Linked DNA regions of Homo sapiens: region 2 is linked to region 1. Evidence: chromatin loops called from intact Hi-C (ENCODE). Cell type or tissue: GM12878. All regions are shown on one strand.

Region 1 (2,500 bases):
TTCTATCAATCAGCCCACAGGTAATACCTGGGAGATTCTGTTGTGGCATTGTGGTTCAGGCCTTCTCATGCCTATTTTCTTGGAGGAGAGAGTTCTTCAGTGTTCAAATTGTTAGATGTAATATGGTTCTTTCTTAGAAAATTATGTCCTATAACTTTGGTTCTAGGACTATACTATATATAGATAGGGGCTGGACACATTGTAGATAGCAAAGCCTATATTGTCTTCAGTCCAAAAACCAAGTAAGTTTTATGGCCATCAAAAACAACTGGCACAACCTAACCCCTGATAGCAGAGGTTATCTATTTAAATATGCCTTTATAATGCTGGCATCCTTATAAACAAATGTAAGTTTCATAATGATATCTATTGGACTCACAGACTCAGAACTGGGAGGAAAACTAGAACTCCAGAGATATAAAAAAATTTATAGCTATGATTATTGTACTTTGGTGTATAAGGTGTCTTCACTAACATCAAGGACTGTCTTGTTAACAGTGTGTTGTAATATACAGATTTTAAAACATGTGCATAGTCATTGACCCCAAAACTTCAATTCTAATGGAAATAATGTAAAGTGCATGTTAAGCTCTATGCACAAAGATATTAATCACACAATCACTTATAATATTAAAGGAGTAGAGGAAACCTCAGTGTCATTTCATGGGATGAAATATCTCTTTAATTATTTTATGAAGAATATTAAGCGTAAAATGCAGGTACAGGCTTTTATATAGGATAATCTCAACTAAAAAAATAATGTATGCAATGAATATGGGTATTAGAGAAAGACTAAATTTCAGTCACAGATTTGGGTTTCTAGGCCTTACCTATCAGTTGAAGGGTAGAGCTGTGTTAGCATTAGTCGAGGAGAATTATCATGGTGTTAGTTGTTGTCTCTGGGTAATGGGAAATTATTTTCATTTTCTTTTATATTTTTACATTTTCTAAATTTTCTACAATGAGCACATGTTAATTTTATACTGGGAAAATAATCATCCTGCACTAAGAGCAAAAAAAAAAAAAAAACCTTGACATCTTAACACTGAGTTTTTCTTTTCATTTTATTTCTATTCCTTATAAATGTAGAAGGCATATTTTTCTTGAGGTGGAGGACTATGTCTGAGTCAGCTCCTTCAGCACATAGTCCTACAGAGAGACCCTTAGAGTTTGCAGGGCATTTCCTGGGCTCCGTGCTTTTAGGTTACAGCGCCACCTTTGGGATATAGCCGGCATCACTCGTTACCACCATTTGCTGATGATGTGAAATGCACAATTATACTACGATTTTGTGATGTGGGCAGCTAATTATTCAGTTATCCCAAGGGTTAAGATGTGTAGATGGAACGCATGTTATTTCTTCACTGCCTTGGTTCATTGAAACAACTCCTTGCTGGTCTTCTCATCAACTGCTTCATTCTCCTCCTATGCATGCCAAGGCAAACTTCACGAGCGATTTCAAATTCACTGTTCTCCTTTAGGCATATTCAATGGTTCTCTTTCAGATTTAACTTTCAGATTAAAATGGAAATTCCTTAACATGTCATTGATTTCCAGGTTTCTGACTCCTTCCTGTCTTGTGATGATCTGCCTTTATTCTTCAGCGTTACCAGCTGCTTCCAGCTGTCAGAGGAGCCAGTCTTTCTCCATCTTCCCTGTTTCTCTCCTTGTCTCCAATTCCATCCTATTGGCCTGGAATGCTCTTCTCATTTCTTCATCTGGCTGTTTCCTGTGGTTCCTTCCAGGCTTGGCTCAAAGTTCATTTCTTATGGGAAGCCTTTCCCAGCTCATTAATGCTAGGCCCCTCTTCTCTTCTCCCTTAACACTCATTCATACCCCCTTGTATAACTGTATCTCATACTGTATTTCAACCCTTTACTTCTTCCTGAATCTGACTGAGGTCCTTGATGGTAAGGACCCTAATTCACGTTTCTATACCTAGCCCTTAGCTCATATGCAAATAATGAAAATGCTCAAAAAACATTTAATGAATAAATGAATGAGCACTGGAATTGGTTCACGGTGATTTCCTTATAGTTTTTCTTTTCAATTTTCTTCAACTATAAAAGAAAGATCATAAGATGCATTAAATAAGAAAAATTTTGAGAAACAATTAGCCTAGTGCTAGACACATACTAGTAAATACTTGTTTTTTACTCTTTTTTTTTTTTTTAATAATTCCTATCTAGTTTCATGTTCTCTACATATGGTGGCTCATGCCACACTGATATCAAAGTCATCACCCAGTCAGTGCCTCCTTGTTAAATACATAATGTGTATTTAACAAGACTTCCTAGTCAATCAATATTTATTCTGATCACATGCATGCATGGTGACTTTTGTGCCAACACCTCACCATCACTCACCACACAAACTTGCTGCCTCCCTATCAAACACACATTCAGCCTCTCTCTTACTTTTAACTCGGTAATCTTATCAGTCTCAGAAAACCTTAGCTCTGTGAATTTCTAACGAAAGTATGGTCCTTTTTTGTTTCCCT
Region 2 (2,500 bases), 400 kb before region 1:
ACTCTCGTTGCCTAGGCTGGAGTGCAGTGGTACAATCTGGGCTCACTGCAACTTCTGCCTCCAGGGTTCAAGTGATTCTCCTGCCTCAGCCTCCCAAGTAGCTGGGATTACAAGTGTGCGCCATCACGCCAGGTTAATTTTTGTGTTTTTAGTAGAGACAGGGTTTCACCATGTTGGCCAGGCTGGTCTCGAACTCCTGGCCTCAGGTGATCCACCTGCCTCAGCCTCCCAAAGTGCTGGGATTACAGGCGCAAGCCACTGCGCCCGGCTGAAAATGGATTTTTAAAATATTGTTATTTAATAACCAGCTGAAAATGGATTTTTAAAATATTGTTATTTAATAAATGAAAGCTAAGCATAGTGCTATTCTTTAGAAAGCAATTCTTCTACTGTGAAAAACAGAATTGTTGACTCCAAGAAAACACAATATTATAAAGTAATATTTCCCAAAATACGTTTCATTGAATACGATATTAATAGGTCTTAGGTGAAAAAAAGAATTCCCAGAGTAAACTAAGTAAATAAATATAGAATTAAAATTAAAGAGGTTTCTTTACTGCTTAATATGTTAATGGAGGATTTCCCAAACATATTCAACTAGGGAATAGCCTTTCCTAGCCAAAGCATCTTTCAGAACTAGTGATATGTCCCATGATTAGAGGTTAGTGAACTTTTTTTGTAAAATGACAGATAATACATATTTTAGGCCTTGCAGGTCATAGAGTCTTTGTTGCAACTACTCAGCTCTTTTGTTTCAGCACAAAAACCACCAGACACAAATAAATGGGTACGGCTATTTTTCTAAATAAACACCTGTTTTGTAAATAGAGTTTTATTAGCATTAACACTGAGTAACATTGTCAGTGTATCTTGGGAACATGGACAAGACCAAAAAATAGAGGAAGAGAAAGGAGAGAGGAGAGAGTATAGTGACAGAGCATTCCTTTTTATGGAAAGTTTCACTAAAACCTACCAAGTGATAACTGAAACCAACTATATCCACTAGAGGGCACTAGGAGTGCAAGTTTGCATCAATGTTGTCCATACCCTTTGCCTTTAAAATGTTGAAATTAGCATTATATGAGGTAACACATAGCAGAGTTTGGAGGAGTTCACAAAGAAAAAATGTGGCCCGAGGAGGTGGCCAGATGACTGAAACTTATATACCATTTTAGGCTAAACAAAAGAAAGGGGGATTTGGGCTGGAGTTAGGGGCAAGTTCTGGGAAGGAGAGTGAAGGAAATGCATGGTAACTAAAAGTTGTTTTGTCATGCTGAGAAGAGCCTCTCAGGTGGTGTATTAGTTTGTTCTCACGCTGCTAATAAAGACATACCTGAGACTGGGTAATTAATAAAGGAAAAAGGTCTAATTGACTCACAGTTCAGCGTGGCTGGGGAGGCCTCAGGAAACTCACAATCATGGTGGTAGGGGAAGCAAACACGTCGTTCTTCACATGGCGGCAGCAGGAGAAGTGCTGAGCAAACGGGGGCAAAGCCCCTTATACAACCATCAGGTCTCCCGTGAACTCACTCACTCTCACGAGAACAGCATGAGAGGAACCACCCCCATGATTAGATTGCCTCCCACCTCGTCCGTTCCATGACACACAGGGATTATGGGAACTACAATTCAAGATGAGATTTGTGTGGGGACACAGCCAAACCATATCAGGTGGTAAGAGTTGTCTCCAGGAGCCTCTCTTCTTGGTATGGAGACATCTTTACAATGGAAATTTCCTTTGTAAATATAAATATCCTTTATAAAAGGAAAATTTTATACTTTCCTTTTAGATAGGGGGAAGTAAAAAGCTTTTCCTGCATCTCCTGGTTCTCAGTTGCCTATAACTCAAAATAATTCTTGTCAAAGTGGTATATTTTTTGTGGGGCATATTCTGGTACCTTTAAATTTCAAAATCGATATCAAGATTGATGTATCAAGTTTATAGAAAGTATTTGAATATTTTAAGAATTTAAAGGTAGGTTGTAATATTTTCTAAACAATAATACGTTTTTGGATGTATGAGTTTACTTGCGAATAACAGGCTATAATATAGTTTGGCTGTGTCCCCACCTAAAATCTTATCTTGAATTGTAATCCCCATAATCCCCATGTGTCAAGGGAGAGACCAGGTGGAGGTAATTGAATCACAGGGGCAGTTTCCCCCATGCTGTTCTTGTGATAGTGAGTGAGTTCCCATAAGATCTGATGGTTTTATAAGTGTTCGGTAGTTCCTCCTGCGTTCATTCTCCCTCCTGTTGCCTTGTGAAGAAGGTGCCTTGCTTCCCCTTCACCTTCCACCACGACTGTAAGTTTCCTGAGGCCTCACCAGTCGTGCAGAACTGTGAGTCAATTAAACCTCTTTCCTTTATAATTTACCCAGTCTCGGGGATTTCTTTACAGCAGTGTGAAAACAGACTAATACAGGCTGTCATCTCTGCAAACAAGATTGCCTTGGAACAGCTAGTATTGAAAGGTTCCTAAATCACACTACCCAGCTTTC

The links. Hi-C counts contacts between places; a loop is a spot of excess contacts. Peaks named below come from ENCODE experiments on the same cell type or tissue, not always from the same donor. Only the 100,000 strongest peaks of a DNase experiment are listed, where the experiment ranks them.
Region 2: a loop joins it to region 1, with 4 times the contacts of the local background. A loop is called at or near these places in 3 of 110 quality-filtered maps.

The regions. Positions count from the first base shown.
Region 1 is chr18:31,423,295-31,425,794 of GRCh38, reverse strand. The region is part of intron 1 of DSG1-AS1 (DSG1 antisense RNA 1); the gene reads left to right. Among named protein-coding and RNA genes, the nearest start is that of DSG1-AS1, 2.4 kb to the left of the region's middle. In GM12878, a CTCF peak has its summit at 1,217; no DNase peak of the experiment used is centred here.
Region 2 is chr18:31,818,323-31,820,822 of GRCh38, reverse strand. No RefSeq gene overlaps it. Among named protein-coding and RNA genes, the nearest start is that of SLC25A52, 59 kb to the right of the region's middle. RefSeq lists an enhancer at 911-1,411. In GM12878, a CTCF peak has its summit at 1,008 (motif pointing right); a DNase peak (open chromatin) is centred at 1,026.